Regions from separate parts of the Homo sapiens genome. Here region 2 is linked to region 1. Evidence: read pairs that join two places in POLR2A ChIA-PET (ENCODE). Cell type or tissue: PC-9. All regions are shown on one strand. Each heading gives the region's core, and the rest is flanking DNA. Links, peaks and the distances in the headings are about the cores only. Region 1 has its middle 7.1 kb from the start of COA6. Region 2 overlaps SLC35F3 (solute carrier family 35 member F3).

Evidence for each region. ChIA-PET counts read pairs that join two places held together with the same protein. Peaks named below come from ENCODE experiments on the same cell type or tissue, not always from the same donor. Only the 100,000 strongest peaks of a DNase experiment are listed, where the experiment ranks them.
Region 2: POLR2A ChIA-PET joins it to region 1 with 8 read pairs; 15 of 35 experiments call an interaction of 5 or more read pairs at or near these places.

Annotation. Positions count from the first base shown.
Region 1 is chr1:234,360,207-234,372,476 of GRCh38, reverse strand. No RefSeq gene overlaps it. Among named protein-coding and RNA genes, the nearest start is that of COA6, 7.1 kb to the left of the region's middle. In PC-9, for the core only: no CTCF peak of the experiment used is centred there; a DNase peak (open chromatin) is centred at 2,566; H3K4me3 peaks cover 457 bases; H3K27ac peaks cover 2,500 bases.
Region 2 is chr1:234,316,438-234,325,269 of GRCh38, reverse strand. SLC35F3 (solute carrier family 35 member F3) reads right to left here. Exons shown (of 8, transcript NM_173508.4): 5 at 8,543-8,668; 6 at 6,327-6,519; 7 at 5,083-5,172; 8 at 759-2,262. The coding sequence ends at 2,027. Among named protein-coding and RNA genes, the nearest start is that of MIR4671, 14 kb to the right of the region's middle. In PC-9, for the core only: no CTCF peak of the experiment used is centred there; no DNase peak of the experiment used is centred there.

The DNA of each region.
Region 1 (12,270 bases), core at 1,546-4,045:
AGTTTACATATAGATATCTTTTAAATATGACTGATGGGATATAAAAGGAATGAAAGGAAAGAGTCTTAGATGACTTCTGAGTCTAAAAAGGAAATGTGTTTTAAATTTAAAATTTATAAGTACCTAATGAAAAATACATATGAAACAAAGTGAAGTGACAGAATTACAAAGAAAAAAAATGCCTGGTCATATTGGGTAATTTTAACAGGACTTTCTCACTAATCGTTAAGACTAGCAAGAGAAAAGTTAAGGATATAGGAAACGTGAATAACATGATGTAAAAATGACGCAATTAATATGTACAGAACAACACGACCAAAATCAGAATGTACAGTTTTTTGAAAGCAGACACATCACCACAGTCAACCACATACTTAGTTATAAAGCAACTCAAGAAATTTTGAAAATTGAAATAATTGTCATTTTTTACTACAGTGCATTTAAGATAGAAATCAATAAAGAACTGTAAAAACAAGCCTGAATAACACAGAGACAGAGTCAATGGTATTGAGAAAATATTTTGAACTGAACCATAAAATAACAATAGCAACACCTGTGGGATGAAACTGAAGCAGCACTTACAGGGACATTTATAGCCATAAGTAAGTGTATTAGAAGAGTCTGAAAAGTCTTGAGCTGAAAATCCCTTTTCAAGAAGTTAGAAAAAGGACAGCAAAATAAGACAGAAAATAGAAGGACAGAAATAATGTTAAGAGCAGAAATTAACGAAATGGAAAATAAAAGCAGTGGTGTACCAGAGCCAGCCTGTACTGGCATAGGAGAGCCAATTGTGCACACCTCTTGGCAACTCCATGATCAATAACATCAAATAAGTAGCTTGAAGTCACCCACGATGGGACTGTTTACACTATGGAACTCAACAAACAAGCCAGGATTTTGTTTTATGTTTGGAGCCAATTCAAATAAGTAGCTTGAAGTCAACCATGATGGGACTGTTTACACTATGGAAATCAACAAGCCAGGATTTTATGTTTGGAGCTAACTCACTAGCACACCACAGCATAGAATAGGTTGAAAGAAGCCAAAAGTTGATTTTTTTTGGAAAAGAAAAATTAAAATTGGCAAACATCTAATAGCTATAAAAGGAGGGATGTCAACAATCTTTATCAAGAATGGAAACTAGAAATACTATAGACATCAAAAAAGTTAGATAATCTTGTAAACAATTTAGTGCAAATAAGATTTAGATGACTGTACAAACTTCAAGAAAAACAACTCAAAAGTAGAGAAACTATTACATAATTTGAATGAGTAGTGAAGAATCTTCATACACACAAATCCCAGGTACGTGGCTCCACCAGTAAGTTCCTACAAACTTTGAAATCATTCCATTCTTACTGAATAAGGCTACCATAACTTTTGTACTAATTATAAAATCCCCAAACCTCTGAAACACCACACACTTTGGAACTCATTTGGTGAAAAATACGACTTAAAGTAACATGAGGCTCTTTATAGTTGTTATTATCACTTAGGTGACTGCATATGCTTTTCGGTAGAAATATTAATGTATTTCATTATGGGTACTGTCCCAGTTCTTGTTGAGAATATTATACAATATATGTTGTATGTTTCATACTACCCTTCTAATATTTAAAATAGTCTATATTTCAAACATCTGGCTCCAGGGATTTCAGGTGAGTTATGTGGACCTATATAAGAAAAAATCTTTATGACTTAGGTTAAGAGGAATTTTTAGCCATAAAGGAAAGTCTCAGTAATTATCAAATGATGTGGCCGGGTGCGGTGGCTCACGCCTGTAGTCCCAGCACTTTGGGAGGCTGAGGCAGACGGATCATGAGGTAAGGAGTTCGAGACCAGCCTGGCCAACATGGTGAAACCCCGTCTCTAATAAAGATACAAAAAATTAGCCGGATATGGTGGTGTGTGCCTGTAATCCCAGCTACTCAGGAGGCTGATGCAGGAGAATTGCTTGAACTCAGGAGGCGGAGGTTGCAGTGAGCTGAGATCATGCCATTGCACTCCAGCCTGGGTAACAGGGAGAGACTTCGTCAAAAAAAAAAAAAAAAAAAAAAAAAAAAAGATGTGTTACATACATAAAAATATTGGGCTACATAAAAGTAATGGACTTTTGTTTACCAAACAATACCATGAAGCAAGTGAAAAAGGATTAGTATCCAGAATATACAAATAACACAAATCAATAAGAAATAGACTTGCCCATTTTGAAAATGGGCAAAAAGCTTAAATAGGCACAGCACCAAATGCAAATGACTAATACATGAAAGGACCAACATTCCCATTAGTAACTATAGAAAGGAACATGAAAATAACAATGCAGTACTATTAGACACCCAGCAGATCAAAAAATAATTTAAAAGTCTGACAGAAACAAGTTTTAAGGAAGAAGCAAGGAATATCCTCATACACTGTGGTAGCATAAGTTGATACAATCAGGGAAAACAGTGTGGCATTATCTAGTAAGATTGAATTATCTAGTAAGATTGAAGATACACATTCACTGTGACTCAGCAACTCTACAGAATTTCCTGTACATATGCATTTTTTTAATAGCTGAAACCATTATGCAACTCAAACTTGTATCAACAATAGAATGGATAAATTATGGTATAGTCATACTGTGAAATATAATACAGCAACAAAGAGAAACAAACGATTATTTACAATAACATGGTGAATTGCCATACTGAGACAACCAATGAATACAGAATATTTCCACTTACATAAAGTTCAAAAACGGGCAGAACTCTACTATATTGTTTAAAATAACAGTCATAAGTAGTAAAACTATACAGAAAAGCTAAGAAATGATTATCACAAATGTTCCTCTCTAGGGTAAGAAAGGAGATATGATCAGGGAGGGGCACATGGTGGGGCTCCTGGGATGCGGAGAATGTTTTATTTATGGACCTGAGTGTTCGCTTTATAATTATTCTTTAAATAAACTGTACATATATGTTTTATTCACTTTTCCATAGGAATGTATATCTCACAATTTCTAAACAAATAAAATGAGTAATTGACCTGAGGAAGGTCATCTTTAATAAATTTGATTTACAGAAAGGTAAAAATAGTGGTCACACAGAATATTTGTAGTGTTATTACTAAATTTTTAATGAATTTAGTATCTTAAGTGCTCTTCGAGGTCAAAAGTTAGTGGTCTCTAGTGCTAAATGCCACCGTGCACCTAAGCAATTCCTAGTGGTCTGTGGTAAGCTTAAGGGATAGACAAGGAAGATATTACCAGAGAGATGTAGTGAGTTGCAATAACATTCCCCACCTTACCCCTGAAGAAGTCTAGTTCGCCAGTTGGGAAATGCTGGTTTTACTAACAGAGCAAAAACAAACTAGAAGAGAGGAATTTTGTGGTGTCAATAAGAAAAAGAAAATTAACACAGGATAACAATTGCAAAGACCATTTCACCTTACAAAATCTTAAAGATTAAAATGGAACAATGTGGGTGCCATAAAATGATTTCAAGTGTGCTGTTTTGACACAAAGAGGGTGTAATCACCCAGCCTATGTTTGGAGGAGAGAGGAGGCGAGGAGGAGTCAGTGTGAAGAGGTGGAAGACGTGTTGTGCTGGGTTGCCATCCAGAGGAAATTTTGAGTGGGTGCTCTCTAGTCGGAACGAAGTAGATCCCCAAACCACTGGTGGGCAGGGCCAGACAGACCCAGTCGCACTGAAAATGTATGTGTTGTTTTTCTGTTGCTGCCCACAGACTTTTATTTATAATCTGTACTGTTACAAAGCAGTTATCACAGACACCTACTCACGGGCACAGACCGGAGAACGATTCCCTTGACTTCAGTGTTGCTACAGCGATCTTCTGAATTTCTTCTAGATCTCTGTGCTGTCTCCTTGCCTTCCTCAACCCCCTTAACTATAGGTATACGCCAAGATGCTGTCCCTTCATTTCTCTCTCTCTCTTGCTCTCCTCTCTCTCTCTCTGCATTGTTTTAGTTGGTGAGTCAATTCACTCTGATAGTTTCAGTTAGCACTTCTGTCACAAAGACTTGCAAGACTATGTTTTGGTCCTTAAAAGAACCTTTGTGACAGTTTTCTTGTTCCACATCCCTATTGGATATCTTCACTTGTTTATCTTTCCATCATTCCAAGACGTTCAGAACTGGACTCGATATTTTCTCTCTAGAAGCGCTGCTCTTCTTAAGCTGTTCTTTTTCATCAGTTCCACAAGTCCTTTGTCTTCCCGTTAGAAGCCTTCCAGTTCTCTTTTATGCTCCCTGCTCTGTATTTACATAGCCAATCCATTTCACAGACATTATGCATCTGTGCAGTGCCAGCCTCCATGGTTGGCCTTGGGGATAAAGACAAATAAGAGGCCAGTGGCCCATGCCTGTAATCCCAGTACTTTGGGAGGCCGAGGCGGGTGGATCATGAGGTCAGGAGATTGAGACCATCCTGGTTAACAGGGTGAAACCCCGTCTCTACTAAAAATACAAAAAATTAGCCAGGCGTGGTGGCGGGTGCCTGTAGTCCCAGCTACTCAGGAGGTTAAGGCAGGAGAATGGCATGAACCCGGGAGGCGGAGGTTGCAGTGAGCTGAGATCGTGCCACTGCAGTCCAGCCTGGGCAACAGAGCGAGACTCCGTCTCAAAAAAGACAAATAAGGTAGGTCTCAGCCTTTGAGAAGCTCAGTCTAGTGGAGGACATGGACCATATTATCCTCTAATAAAGGGCAATAAGAGCTATGATAGAGGCAGGCATCCAATGCAATGGGTGTCCAGAACAGGAGTTTGCCAAGAGACCTCAAAAAGGGGAACACAGGTGGTATTAGAAACAGCACAGTGGAATGGAGAAGAGTATTGTGTTCAGAGGCAGACTACACTTGAATTCTATTTCCTCCAGTGTCAAGCTGTGCAACCTTGGTCAGGTTACTGAATCTTTGTATACATTGGTTCCCTCGACTGAAAATGTGGGTGGTAATATAGACCTTAGGTTTCTTGTGAAAGTTAAATGAAACAAGCCATGCAAAGCACTTAGAAGAGTGTCTAGCACATTAAAAAATTTCATTCATTCAACATACACACATATATATATATAGAGAGAGAGAGAGAGAGAGACAGAGAGAGAGAGAGCACTTACTATGTGCTGTTTTAGGGGCTTAGGAGACATCAGAGAACATATAGATAAAAATTCCTACCCTCATGGAATGTGCATTTTAGCAGGGAGACAATAAGCAATAGACATAACAAATAAAGTATATGTAGTATGTTAGGTAAGTGTTATAGGAAAAAGAAAAAAGAAAATGTTAATTATTAATATTACTGTATTATAGAAGTCACTTTATCTTAGACTTAAAGGAAGAGAAGTCTTATAAACAGAAAAATGTTTCATCTCATCTAAGATGCATTCATCATAAGTTGCACTCTTCTCCTTCTCCTTCTCCTTCTTCTTCTTTTTGAGACAGAGTGTCACTCTGTCCCCCAGGCTGGAGTGCAGTGGCCCGATCTCAGCTCACTGCAACCTCTTCCTCCCGGGTTCAAGTCATTCTCCTGCCCAGCCTCCCGAGTAGCTGGGACTACAGGCGCGTATCACCACGCCGGGCTAATTTTTTGAATTTTTAGTAGAGACGGGGTTTCACCGTGTTAGCCAGGATGGTCTTGATCTCCTGACCTTGTGATTCGCCCGCCTCGGCCTCCCAAAGTGCTGGGATTACAGGCGTGAGCCACCGCACCCGGCCTGCACCATTATTTTATATACGACTAAGAAAAGAAAAAACATTGCCAAATTGAGTATAACACAATGCTTTTTATTACCGAGGATTTTTCTTTTTGTTTTTGAGACAGAGTCTTGCTTTGTTGCCCAGGCTGGAGTGCAGTGGCATGATCTCAGCTCACTGCAACCTCCGCCTCCCGGATTCAAGCTATTCTCATGCCTCAGCCTCCCAGGTAGCTGGGATTACAGGTGCCCACTACCACACCCAGCTAATTTTTGTATTTTTAGTAGAGGTGGGGTTTCTCCATGTTGGCCAGACTGGTCTCGAATTCCTGACCTCGAGTGATCCACCTGCCTCAGCTTCCCGAAATGCTGGGATTACAGATGTGAGCCCAGCCCTACCTAAGATTTTTATCTTAAACATTAAAACCTATTTAGACATATTTAGGCATGGATTATTTTCATTGTATTATACTTTTAAATACATTAAAATGAAAATAAAAGCAGAAATTGATTAAGGTATTCCTAAAACTTCTTTATATTTACTCCTCTAAATCACTTTTTGATTCAGTCAGAAATGTCTTCCCTTCCCTTCCAGGCAAAGCAAGCAGTAATACGAATGTCCAGAGATAGGGCAGAACCAGTCTCTTGACAACAGTGAACAGCTTACTATCCCTGGAACATAGGGTGCAGGATGGGGGTTTGTGGGAAAGAGGTGAGGAGGTCTCTCTATCATTAGAGCCTACTGTTCCTTGATTAAAAACAACTCTCAACTCTTTTCTTCTTAATTAATTCACAACATTCACGTATTCAACACTCAGTCCCTACCACCAATATGGGGCCACATGGTGGTCCAGACACAGTCCTAGCCCCCAAGTTGCTTTCAAGCCCCCATACCTGGGTCCTTGTATAACAGATCCTGATTCTTCTTGGCCTGAGGCTCCAGATTCTTTCCCTTGCATCCATCCTTGCCCTACTTTGCTGGGCAAGTCTTACACAAGTGCCACTTTCATCACGTTGCTCTGATCCATCCTCAGGCACAAATGATGAACAGCTATTTGATTTCTCAGCCTGATATTAGGAGTCTCTAGTCTCTGCAATCTGACTCCAGCCTTCCATAACCTATTGGTTGTTCCCTGGTCCTTCAGTCAGGCCCCTTCTTGGCCGGTGCACCCACCCACTCATTCCCACATCTATGCTGGTTCTTACCTTTGCTCTCACCTTTGATGCTCTTCTCCAACCTGCTCAGCAACAAAATCTGATGCACTGGCCCATATCCTTTCAGAAGCCTTCAGTGACAGGAGAGCACACTCATTTGGCCTTTTCCTGATGGCTTTTGTATTCCTAGCCAGTACAACATGTTCTGTAATTAGCCCACTCCGCAGCCAGGCACGGTGGCTCATGCCTGTAATCCCAGCAATTTGGGAGGCTGAGGCAGGCAGATCATTTGAGGTCAGGAGTTCGAGACAAGCCTGGCCAACATGGTGAAACCCTGTCTCTACTAAAAAATACAAAAAATTAACTGGGTGTGGTGGCGCACACCTGTAATCTCAGCTACTTGGGAGGCTGAGGCATGAGAATCGTTTGAACCCGGGAGGCGGAGGTTGCAGTGAGCTGAGATCGCACCGCTGCACTCCAGCCTGGGCGACAGAGCGAGACTTTCTCTCAATAAATAAATAAATAAAAATAAATAAATACATAAATAAATACAAATTAGCCCTCTCCATTTATTTCATGGTCTGTTTGATGTGAAATCCCTGCCCTCAGTTCTGCTTAGAGAAGGGGTTTGGTAATTTCCCATTTATTCCTTATAGTACATAATACCTTGTCGCTACATATGGGAAACACCTAAGACACAGCTGCCATTTGCATGAAGAATGCACAGTGAAAAGAGGAATTGGACTGCTTAATACATAATATCTCTCATTTGACATACAAAGGTTTATGGAGTGAGTGTGTCTTATGCACTATGCCTGATGTTCGGGGAAGCACAGCTCAATGAAACGCAATCTTTGCCTTTGATTTGTTCATAGTCTGGTGGGGAAGTCAGATATGAAAACCTAAAGCCACACTGTAATAAAAACTAATCCTGAGCTGTGGGCCGAGGCTTGTGAGCACGGAGGATGGGGTAGCACATCCTTTCTGGGAGAATCAGAGGGGCCTTCACTGAGCAAGTGAACTTGGAGGCTACACTGAAGAAAGAGTGAATGTTTCCCAGATAGGAAGGGAAAAGGAGGCATTTGAAGCAGAGATAAGTGCAAAGGCCTGAGAACCTAAAAGAACTTAGTGCCTTATTGTTCTCAGCCTCACTGAGTACTTCCTAATTTAGAGCCTTGCATTGGCTGACCCCTGGGGTTCCTCTGCCTGGGGTGGTTTCTCCAACCACTTCTTCGCCTCCAAGTCTTGGCTCATCAAGTCCTAAGCAATTCTCCCTATTTAAATTAAAACCTGCTCGCACGTCCATTGTCCAATATGCCAACACCAGTTTTGAATATTCCATTCTTTCCCCGTTGATTTAAGATATCAATTTCATCCATGAGAGCTTGTAATATTTATAGTTTATAATATTATAGCTGAGCAAATCTATTTATCAACTGTATATGTATCTGTATATCTATATATCTACCTAGTTAGCTATCAACCTATATGTATGTATGTATATATTCTTTTTTTTTTTTTGAGACGGAGTCTTCCTCTGTCGCCTAGGCTGGAGTGCAGTGGCGCGATCTCGGCTCACCACAATCTCTGCCTCCTGGGTTCAAGCGATTCTCATGCCTCAGCCTCCCGAGTAGCTGGGATTACAGACATGCGCCACTACACCCGGCTAATTTTTTGTATTTTCAGTAGAGATGGGGTTTCACCATATTGGCCAGGCTGGTCTCGAACTCCCGACTTCAGATGATCCACCCGCCTCGGCCTCCCAAAGTGCTAGGATTGCAGACGTGAGCCACTGCGCCCAGCCGTATGTATGTATTCATCCACCCATCCATCCATCATCCATCTATACAGCTAAGCTTGCATTGTGCTATTCACTCAAAACCCACACATTTTTATTGCTGTTGCTGTTATTAAATGCTTTCTTAATCACTGAAAGAAGTATATTAAAATATGTCACAATTATTATATATTTGTCTCTGTTTATATTTCTAACAGTTATAGCTTACAGCTATCTTGTTAGGTATATATGATTACATATACCATCAACATACATTTCTTATTTACTCATTTAACATTTCTGGCCTTGAATTTTATTAACTGATATTAATATTACCTCATTTCCTTTCATTTTTGTAGCATTTCCTTAGCGTATCTTTTAAAAATCATGTATTTGCATCCTTTTTTGGGTCATTTTGTTTTAGTTTTAGTTTCACCTCTTGTACAGAGCATACGGTGACACTGAAAATTCTTCGGTGAGAATCTCTGTTTTTTTTTTTGAGACAGAGTCTTACTCTCTTGCCGGGCTGGAGTGCAGTGGCACAATCTTGGCTCACTGCAACCTCCACCTCCGGAGTTCAGGTGATTCCCCAGCCTCAGTCTCCCAAGTAGCTAGGCCTACAGGCACACGCCACCATGCCCGGCTAATTTTTATTTTGTATTTTAGTAGACACGGAGTTTCAACATGTTGGCCAAAATGGTCTCGATCTCCTGACCTCGTGATCCGCCCACCTTGGCCTCCCAAAGTGCTGAGATTACAGGCGTGAGCCACCTCGCCCAGCTGAGAATCTCTGTTCTTAATGGATGATTGTAACCTATTTTCATTTACAAGGATTACAGTTGCATCCGAAATTATTCCAGTCTGACCAGGCCTGTTTCTGGTAGGTGGGAAAAGAGTATAAATGAGAACCCATGCCTCGTATGCTTGGTACTTAAAAGTTATGAATCAAGCTGAAAATAAAATGATTTTTCCTGTACCTTGACAAGTGTACCTTCATAACAGCAACATTTAAAAAGATGTATAAAGGTATGGTTTTTATAAAGTTGCCAAAATGTCAAAGATGGCTGAATTTAATTATTATTACAGTCCTGTTGATGAATCAGCAATATTTGATTCAGCAACAAAATAATCTATTCAAAAGTATGTATTCTGTAAAATGTATCTTTCTTGCCTTTGTTTCAGCAAAATTGTTAACTACGTTGTTAAAAGAAAGAGTTTCTAGATCCTGAGGTAGAACTTAGGCAAAAAATAAAATATAAAAAACAGAAGGAGTTTCACATAATTTGTATACAGATCTAAAAGAATTAAGAAGTAAATATAATTGTGTTCAAATTACACCAAATATATATTTATAAAAAATGTAAATTAAAGTAAATGTAAAGAATTTTTAAAAAGTTATTTTTACATATTTTCATGATGTGGTTATGCTCAAGTATTCAAACTTATCTATTAAAATCTATAAGGCAAAACCAGTGATAATCAAGGTCTATGAAACAATAAATCATTATTATTATAATGAGTTGAGTTTTTATTTAATTTTCTAAACATTTAATTACATACTTACTAAATGTGTTTGTAAAAAATATTTACAAGTTTAGTGTACAAAGTTTGGCTGTCAGTATAACAAATTGGTATCATGTCTCACTCTAGACCTTTAAGCATACATCTTTAAGAGTATTATGAATTGTTTAATAATAAAAATGTGGTTGGGCACTGTGGCTCATGCCTCTAATCCCAGTGCTTTGGGAGGTCAAGGCGGGCAGGTCACTTGAGGTCAGGAGTTCGAGACCAGCCTGACCAACATGGTGAAGCCCTGTCTCTACCAAAAGAATACAAAAATTAGCTGGGCATGGTCGTGCATGTCTGTTGTCCCAGCAAATCAGGAGGCTGAAGTGGGAGAATCTCTTGAACCTGGGAGGCGGAGGTTGCAGTGAGCCGAGATCACGCCACTGCACTCCACCCTGGGCAAGAGAGCGAGACCCCTTTTAAAAAAAAAAAATTGCAAACTGTTCTGCAATTTCTGAGAGCAACTATTATGAACATCACACTAATTTGTAAGTACCTCCAGAACCATGAATTGGACAAAAATGGGTGCTTGCCATTCCTGGGAAAATATATTTTGTCATACAGGAGTCTGTTACATTCGTGCTACCTGAGAAGAAAGAGCTCACAAGTTAAATTTTCTTTTCTGTTACCAAAGCACTTCTGCCACGCAAGTCCTCCCTGCAAGCCAAAGAATCTACATACTGACATTAACACTGATACTACATGAAAGTTTCATGGTATTTGGACATAGTTCCTGTTGTTTCAAGGTCCTAGGCCAGTCATGAGAGTTGATATTTAGGATTGTTACACATTGTAATGCCTACATGACCTAGGTGAATTTCTATCCTGTCTTAACCCTGCTTATCTTTAGGAAACAGGATGCCTGAGGTCTGAATTTCCCCCTTGTGATCTAACTTACTAAGACTGGATCCAAGATGGCAGCTCACTTGACCTCTGAAGAACCTCTAACTTCATTATAGTCTAATGTCCATGCTAAACGACTCTCCCACCAGTGCCATGACAGTTGACAATCACCCTGACAACAGCCAGAGGAAACCATGAAAGGACAAAAAGGAAAGCGCACTCTGGTTTTGAGCGGTTCTCTGCCCATTCCCAGAAAAGACATGAATATTCCTCCTCTTGCTCTTAATGCTTAACCCCTTCATTAAAGATGCCCTATATTTGTGATATACTCACTTGCAAGAGCTATGAAATTGATTTGTGAGCCAAGCTCCCACTTCTCAATTCTATGGCCATCGAACGAAACCTGAACTGCTTGATGCTCACTTTTGTTTTTGTGTATTGGCTTCTGAACTGAACAGAGAAAGACCCCATTTTGGAAAGACAGACTTTGTCAGTAATAGGATCTCCCATTCAGAGCTGAAGGCTAGATCCCATATGATAAAGCAATTTGTTCTTGCTCTTGTTTTATGCTATCTTTTGAAAACATTAATTACACCTTATTTTAGTTCTCTTATGTTCTTTTAATTTATAATTTATTCCTTTTCCTTAGATGGTAGTGCCTCTGACTTTTTGGTTTAATGTCTTCATTCATAGTGTTGATCTTGCTTAAATGCTCGGTAAATTTTGTGGTCTATCTGTTCATGCTTGTGATTGCTAAATTATGTTTTATTTAGTACCGTCTCTCTTTTTGTAGAGAAAGGATGGGAATTGCTCAGAACTGCCTGCTTTATGTTTTCATTTTAGTATGAGTTTTTTCTGGAGTTATGTAGAGCAAATGGTTCCTACTCTTGCTAACACTTTCACCTGTGTATGTGTTAAGTTGCAGTCTTTATTTGCTGTCTTCCCATAAGTAAAATCCCATCTCCTTTCTATCCTAAAGAATTCCTCAACATTTCTGATCCTCTATTTCCAGGACTTGAAGTGGGAGAGGAAGTAGGTACTTAATCTTAATCTAATCTCTTTCCTTTTCTTTTCTTTTTTTTTGAGATAGAGTCTCACTCTGTCACCCATGCTGGAGTGCAATGGTGCTATCTCGGCTCACTGCAACCTCCACCCACCGGGTTCAAAGGATTCTCCTGCCTCAGCCTCCTGAGTAGCTGGGACTACAGGCGTGTGCCACCACACCTGGCTAATTTTAGTATG
Region 2 (8,832 bases), core at 5,287-7,786, 51 kb after region 1:
AGGGGAGCTCTCTGCTCTGGATAACGAGATTCTCCAGGTTTAGAGCCCATGTGTCAAGTGGTACGTGTGGTGCATGGAGTGTAGACGCTCTAGGTGTGGGTGATGGGATGAGGTGTACTAAAAAGGCTCTTGTTTCCCCTTGGCTCACACCCCTTCCTAGAGTACTTGGCCCTCTGTAGCCCTAGAATGAGACCCACTGGCTCTCATAGCCCCTGGCATAGCAGCTGCTTGGAACAGCTGCATAATGTTACTGAAGTGGAGCAATCAAATTATTGAAAATGCCAGCATTAAGTTAGGATGCCCAAGGCAGGCAGGCGGCTGTGGGGGCTGAGCTGGAAGACTGGGTAGATTTATGGACTGGGGCTGCCGCTCTAGGTGGCACTTAGAGACCAGTGTAAACTGAGCTGCGGATCCCGTTCAGAAGAAAAAGTGAGAAGGAAGCCACAGGCAGGGCTGAGCGGAGGGCAGGTGCCTTGAGGGAGAGGGAGAGGAACAGGGGAAAAGTGGAGGAGGGAGAGGCTGCCCCAGGACTTAGAGCTTCTGTGAGGCTTTGGGGATGCTTCTGCATTTCACTTTTGCAAAAGTCAATTCTATCGATATTACAGTCTCCTTCCCTTGAGACAGATGGGCTGGCTTACCCACCCTGAAGGTTCTTGGGGGCAAGTGCAATTGAGGAAAAGCCAGAATGTGGTGAGGACTGCTTCAGGACTGGTGCAGTGGGAAAGTAACAGAATGGCCATGGAGACAGCACTGAACGCTTCTTTTTCAAATATTTTATTAATCTGTTTGGCCAAACAGGTAATGGAAACTGAGAATAATAATTTGCTAAAAAGTTCAGGTCATGAATGCCCCTTTCCCCCAGGAAACAGAAGACTCCATGGTTACAGAATGCACCATTGGGTTATGACAACGTTTCAAAATAATGTTTCCATTTCATATGTAACAATGTAAACTTCAAAAATAGTAAACTCTAACCCCTGACCCTCTTTACAGATCTATCACAGATAGAATTTTCTGGCAGACCTAAATTGTGTAAGTAAACAGCCTGGTGCTTAAAAGTTTCATAAAAAGGTTTACAGATTTCAGTAAATAATTTTTCAGTCTTGGTCAGGAAGTAAAAGCAGCCAGCAATTCCCCTCCTGCACAATGTACCTTATATGGGTATTGTACACCGCGGGCCACGCTCTGTATACACTGGCCATCAGCTCTGTCATTTTTTTGTACACAGACATACACATATATAGAGAGTTTTATTTGTTTCTAAAGATTTTTACATCTAAATTATAAGACGGCGCCAGTGACGTATCACGTCACCTCGCTTCACATAGGTAAAGACGAAAATTCTGTAGAAGGCACTGTGATTTCTCTTGCATGATCTTACACAGACACGTGAGAGCAGGCCAGCCGGGGCTTGGACTTATCTTGTCCTTCCTGGTACCTGGCACAGACCTGTCCTCTGACAGTTTTTGATGTTCATCATCCATTTCTGCCTTGCCTCTTCACATCCCAGACATCCTTCCCTCCCTCCTTCCATCCCTCCATCCATCCATCCAAATAAATTGACAGTTATCTTTTGGTTCATTGAAATTCCTTAAAATTAAGAGTACAGCTCTGGTATAAAACAAAATATGACCTACCATAGCTGAAAAATAATCACAGTGTGCAATGTCATGTTCAGTTGCTAAGATTCAAAACACTTGCTAAGATTCAAAACACTTGCCCTGATGGCTGGCTTGTCAAGAACGTCAGCCATCCAAAACGATCTACGCAGGGAACTTTTAAACCCACTTTACATTCGTTGGAAAAGCACTGAGAGGTTCTTCTTTTCTCTTTTGTATTGAATTGGTACCCTTAAGTGGAAGGTCTGATGTGGAAAAGTGCAAGCAAATTGGACATGCCAATAAATACCATAGAACTTACCGCAGATGACCAAAACTGTACAGGTATGTACACCTTACCCAACTGAGGTTCCTCCCGGCAGGAATAGACCTCCCAGTCATTACCACCGAGTTCTAGAGGAGTGGTGTTAGCGGGCGAAGGAAGGGCGGGCTCTTCTGTTCTTGCTCTGAGGTCCTGAGCTCAGGTCGGCAGCGCCCTCTGCAGGCTCCTCCTTCTTCCTCACTTTGAGTCGGGTGAGCAGCTTGATCAACCAGACATCCCACTCCTCTGGCAGGAGCAGGAGGAGAAAACCCAGGCCGATGATGATGATGGCGATGACCCGGACCCCATTGAAGACGATCTGACTGGTGTAGTGATCAATCACTGTGGGAGACAGAGCATGGAGGTTTCTCAGCTGCAGGGTTGGGGGCATGTCCCTGGAGAGTGGGCAGGGCCTGGGGGCACCCTCCTCTGTCTGGCAGTGTTGTGGTCTTCCCTGGACCACAGGATTCTCCTCAGTATGATTTTGTTCCAGGTGGGCTGGGGTTACCTCTAGTAAACAACCCTTAACTTTATCAAACCTCTCTGGTATGAAGCCTTGCACTTGTATGTCACCTCCCAAAACTGACTTGGTAGTTCAAACATTGATTTATGTGATTAAAACAAGTGAATGAAGGGCAGTTGAGGAGATGAGAGATAGATAGTACACACACACACACACACACACACACACACACACACGCATTTGACCCTTGAACAACATGGGTTTGAACTGTACGGATCCACTTACATGTGGATTTTCTTCCACCTCTGCCACACCAAGACAGCAAGACCAACCCCTCCTCTTCCTTCTCCTCCTCAGCCTACTCAATGTGAAGATGACAGTGAAGATGAAGACCTTTATGTGGCCCACTTCCACTTAACAAGTAGCAAATATATTTTCTCTTTCTTACGATTTTCTTAATAACATTTTCTTTTCTTTAACTTTATTGTAAGAGTACAATACATAACACAAATAACACATACAACATATGTGAATCAACTGTTTTTCATCAGTAAGGCTTCTGGTCAACAGTACCCCATTAGTAGTTAAGTTTTTGGGGAACTGAAAGTTGTATGTGGATTTTCAACTATTCAGGGGTTTGTGCCCCCATTCTCTACATTGTTCAAGGGTCAACTGTATTTTTTTTTTTTTTTTGAGACAGGGTCTCACTCTGTCACACAAGCTGGAGTGCAGTGGTGCCATCAGGGCTCACTGCAACCTCCACCTCCCGGGCTCAAGCGATTCTCCCATCCAGCCTCCTGAGTAGCTGGCACTATAGGTGCCACCACGCCTGGCTAATTTTTGTTATTATTATTATTATTATTATTTTTGTAGAGATGGGGTTTTGTCATGTTGCTCAGGCTGGTCTAGAACTCCTGGGCTCAAGCGATCCTCCCACCTTGGCCTCCCAAAGTGCTGGGATTACAGGCGTGAGCTCCCGTGCCTGGCCTGTATTTTAATTTTTAATATTGGTAAAACACCCTGTTAATTCACTAGATAAGGAGAGCCAACCAGCCAGTCCCTTGAGCAGATGTCGGGGAGAACCCAAAAGCCAGGCAATGGCTCTGCCTTGACAAGTGAGATACGCGGCAGGGTCCCCGGCTTCTCTCTTCCAATCAAGAGTGGCCTGGGATTCCTTTTCTGGACTCATCATTAAACCTTTTATGTTGCAGGTAAGTAATGAAAAATGATTTTAATGAATCTCTCAAACACCTGGCCATATTATACGCTGAAAGGAAGTTTCTATAGAAGACAACTGGAGCACGCCTTCTGGAGACAGGAACACGGTATGACCACAAACTAAAGATGCAAAGAATGTAGGGGGAGGACGGTGACAAGTGATTTTTCAGAAGCCTGCAGCATCTGGACCATTTTTCTTTTTTACCAGCTGTCCAGGAGCTCAGGTGCTTTCTGCATTTTGAAATGCTGTCTCATCGGTTATTTCATCTGGTTGTCACATCAACCGAAGTAGCAAGGGTAGGTATGACTTTTCATTTGCAGGGGAGGCAAGCTAAGGCTCAGAGAGCAGATATGTTGGGACCACAGATCTCCAGGTGGGTTGTGGTGGTGCTGGGCCTGAGCCCTGTCTCCTGACACCTCCCCCAGGCCTGGTACACTGCCGCCGCTGTGAGGCAGTCCTTCTGGGGGAGTCTGGGCCATGGTGGGGCAGAGAGGTCGAGCGCCTTTGGAATGGGAGCGGTGGGAAACCAAGTCATGAGGAAAGGCTTGGGAAATTGGGGTGCCTGCAGGCATAGTCACCACCACATTGAACAGGATAAGGGTTTGCCATTCCTTTGGGGTGGGGGGGGGGCAATCTTTTAATGGCCTGGAAGTGGCAGGATTTGGGAGATGGCTTTGGAGGAAGCTGTGCCAGGGACAAAGGAGTGAGTGTTCTGGGGAGGACAGATTCACAGCCCTTTTCTGGCTGAGAGAAGGATGCCTAGGGAGGTCAGGTATGAGGCCAGGAGGTTCTGGGAAGAAAATCCAAAATTCCTATCCGTGCGAGCCAGGAAAAGGAAGGCAGTGAGGGGCAGGTGAAGACAAGCTTCTGAAAGAGCTGTCAACTGTGTGCCTTGGCAACGAGTCCCCAGGGGAAAACAAAGGGCAGTCCCGAGTTCCTGGGCAAAGGGCGTTCTCTCCCTGTCTTCCCGGAGGTCAGGGAAAATGCCGTTCACGCTTCTTCAGCTTGTCAGCATGTTTCTACCTCATGCCTTGAGCAAATTTTCTCCCCCAGAAAGTTACCTGCAAAAGTGACATTTTTTTTCTGCTACATCATTTCCTACATTTGTTAATAATGCTGATGAGATTCATTCTGCTCCCCATACCAGTTAGAATCAAGATGCCTTTAGACTTTCTGTGTCTTGAAGTGGTATGTGAAAATCAGCCCATTATGGAGAAAATATTGCATATATAACTAATAGCAACATTTCACCTAAATGCTTTTTTTTTGGCAGACAGTTAAACACGCATTCTATAGCAGGCAGAGCAATAATATATGTGAGTATGTATGTGAGAGTATGTGTGTGTGTGTGTATGCATGAGTGTGTGTATGTGAGTGTATGTGTGAGTGTGTATGTATGCATGAGTGTGTGTATGTGTGTGTGAGTAGGTGACTGAGTGTGTGTGCTTATGTGCAGATATAGAAAGCCGCATAGGTTTACCTGCATTCACAGGTATGCTGAGGACGATTCCAAGAGACATCAGAGTGGGATATGTAACGGCAATTCCAAAATTTAATACAATATTGAATGCTGAAATAAAGAATGTAAACAACGAGTGTTATTCATGACTGCTGTGTACTTTACCTCCCTGCTGGCCTATCTGACCCAGGTTTTCCTGATGAGGCTGGAGTCATAGGAGTTACAATGACCCTCTGCTCTGATTCAGTGAACTCAGAGTTCCTCTGGGGGCTCCAGGACTTGGGACCAGGAGCAGACACTCTGAGTACTCAGCCCCTCTGTTCCCTGAGTTTTGAAGAAGGGAAATAAGTTTGGAAATGGTAACCACTGAGAAGGTGACTGGGACCATCTTACCAATTTTGCTTTTCTCTGCTGCTGGCAATGCTTCTGGGATAACTGCATGAACAGGAGCTCTGGGAATTGTTTTTTGTTTTTTTGTTTTGTTTTGTTTTGTTTTGTTTTGAGGCACAGTCTTGCACTATCACCCAGGCTGGAGTGTGGTGCACAGTGGTGCAATCATAGCTCACTGCAGCCTCAATCCCTCTGCTCAAGTGATCCTCCCACTTCAGCCTCCTGAGTAGCTGGGACTGCAGGTGCACACCACTGCACCTGGCTAATTTTTAAATGTTTATGGAGATGAGGTCTCATCATGTTTCCCAGGCTGGTCTCGAACTCCTGGGCTCAAGCGATCCTCCCATCTTGGCCTCCCAAAGTGCTGGGATTACAGGCATGAGCCACTGTACCTGGCTGGGATATGTGTTTTTAGATGGAAACTGGGTAAGTCATGTCCTTGGTTGCATTCCTGCCTAGCTCTAGACTTATATCAAGTAATGGAGACAATGATGATGATATTAATAATAATGATAATCTATAGTATTTATTGAATATTGACACTTATCAGGCAATGTTCTAAGACCTCTGCAGGTATTAATTTATCAGCTCCTTGCTGTACTGTGCTTAGTAGGTAACATGCAACACCCTGGGGTATTAGTTCATTATTCAGAGCAGCAGTGACCACTGCGACTACTGCACTGATTCTGGCTCTGGAATTCAAATCCAATGTCATCATTTCAAAGACTACTTTGTGAAACAGAAAGATCTTAAAAACCAGTGAGAACTAAAGAATAGCAAAGAGCACTGTTTTCTGCCTTCAGGGAACATGTTTCCTGAGGGTCCTCTGTGGGTGGTTGCTTTCTGGGAATTCTGGACAGGTGATTAGCACTTACTCAATAAAAGAACTGAAAATCCACAAAGGTTTCCCCATGGAATGTCATCAAAAGAGCTCCAGTATTCCACTTTGGTAAAGTAGAGGATAATAGGAATGCAGGTGATGAAGAGGATGTTAAACACACCCAAGATGGACAAAAATAAGGCGGCTTCTCCAAACTTAGCACTGCCCAGGAGGAGCTTGAACAAAACCTGTAGGAGAAAGCAGAGGAGGACGGGGTGAAGGCTCACCTCAGACCCCAATATGATGTAAGCAAAGCAGAGTTCACTCCACAACGCTGGGTTTGCACTGCAGGATGGAAACCAGATTCCAGGTGAATTCCATGGGGTTTGGCCTGTGTTCATTTGCTCACATATTCAAATCCCAGGAACATGGCAGTGGAGGGTTGCTCTTTAGCTATACAGAAAGCTTCTTTGGAAGTCATGGGTTTTCATACTAGGTTTGATTTGTCTGTGTTGTGTTCCTGACACTACATCACTAAAAAACATCTGCCATGATTACGCATCCTCTCAGAGACCCCTGGAAGGGATCCTGGACCCTGTATAAGCAGGTTGAACACCACTGCTCCCAAGAAACAGTGCTCTGGCTGCAAAGATACGTTCTGTAAATCAAGGGTGGAGGGATTTTGCTCATCTCTGCTCCATCCCACCATGTCCATTCCAGAAATGGCATGGGTTTTAGTGGAATGCACCAAACTTTTATTTTCTTGCACCTGTTCTTTTTTTGCACATCATTTCAGGGGCTTGGAAGGCTGGGAGGAGAGGGTGAATGTGATGGGAGTGGCCAGAAGCTGAACTGAGAGATGCAGATGGCCCCAGGGCAGCTCCTGCGCTGAGTGAGCTGTGGTCCAATTTGAGTCTCTGCATTGTTGTCTCTCTTACTTTTCCTGCTTTCTCCTTGGTTCAGCCATTTCCCAACTCATTCATGTATTTCCTGAAAAATGCAGGAAGTAGGAAGGCTTTCAGGAAGTAGTAAATGGCTTTCAGCCTCTCACCTAGGAGTCCCCATGGACAAGTTGCAGGTGGTAGAGGAGTTGGAGACTGGAATCTGAATCAGAATATTGTGTTCATTGTGGATTGTGTTTCTCCCTGTTTTTTGCTTCTCATTAGTCCACAGCTATTTGAGTCTAGCAGAGTATATGCAGCCTTCTAATATTTCCTGCATTTGGACAGTTGCTAGAGTCTCAGAGTGGTGCTAGATTATCACATCTCCTCAGTGAGAGGTGCTCAGAGAAAGAAAATGACATGTGTGTCTTCCTCTGTGGGAGGTGAGGGCAGGGAGGTGATGAAGGATAAGGCTGAGTTATTTCATTTTCCCAAACCCAGAACACATGGTACTCACAGAGCTGGGAAAAAAATGCCTTTTCTTTGACTCTCTACAGTACTTAATTATATCAGTCCTATTGTCTGGATCCACAAAGGGCTGATACGTCTCAAAACTAAAATCTCTTTTCTCATTGAATCTTCTAGGTCAGTTCTCCAACTTGGAGTCCTGAAAATATTTGCATTCTCTGCTATGGATCTTAGGAGAAGGAGAGAGGAGGAGAAGGGAAGTGAGGGGGGAGAGCAGCCAGGGGGCTTGATAAAGTAGGAGGTGAACAGAGAAAGGGACCTGAGTGTGGGAATAAAAATTTGTTTCCTCTAGACCTGAAGCTGGCAAGTGCTTTCCCATGGTTCCCAACATTTCATCAAAATACTTTATTATCCCCGTATTACAGCCGTTGTACTTTTATTTATTTAGCCTTCAAGGCAGTACTTGAAATGCATATGGATTCATAGCGAGCAGTGGTGGCTGCAAAAACTGTGTGGGCAAAGATTTACATGACAAAGCTGCACCAGATATTCAAGTCTTCCCACCCCATAGGGTGGCAAATGATCTGAGCAAACACTGAACTTGTTCGCTGCCATCAATGATGTCAGGAATCTGACTGTGCGGATGGGCACCACTCATTTTATCCCAGGTGCTGCAACGATGTGGCTACAGATAGGAAGGCCCAGAGAGCCAAAGCCAAGAGCAGTGGCACACCTCCCCCTTGCCCTTGACTGAAGTCTCTGTCTGCCTGTTGCACAGTTGACTCCAGCTATCTAGAGCTGCCTGTCCTGAAGCACAGGTATCATCAGAAGCTGTTGAAAAGTAAAGGACAAGCGATCTAAAGCCGGCTGTGCTGGCTGAGGAGAGCCCAGCCAGCTGAGAAAGTTCACTCCCCGGGCGTACCTTGTAGAGGGCAGACATCGATGCTGAGGCCACCACCAGTGCGATGCCGATGACGGAGTGGCTGTGGAAGCCATCAGCGTAGGTCATCATCACAATGCCAGCGATGGCGAGGATGGCGGCCACAATCTGGACAGACGGAAGAAAATGCTGGTCAGGGAAGTCGGGACGGAGTCAGAGGGAGTATGCAAGCGCCAAAGAGCTGGAAATGTGCGTGGGGTTCAGCCACGTGAGGGGAAAGTGGTGTCTCCTTTTTGTTCCTCCTTGGGAGAGCAACAGGCAAAGTCTGACTC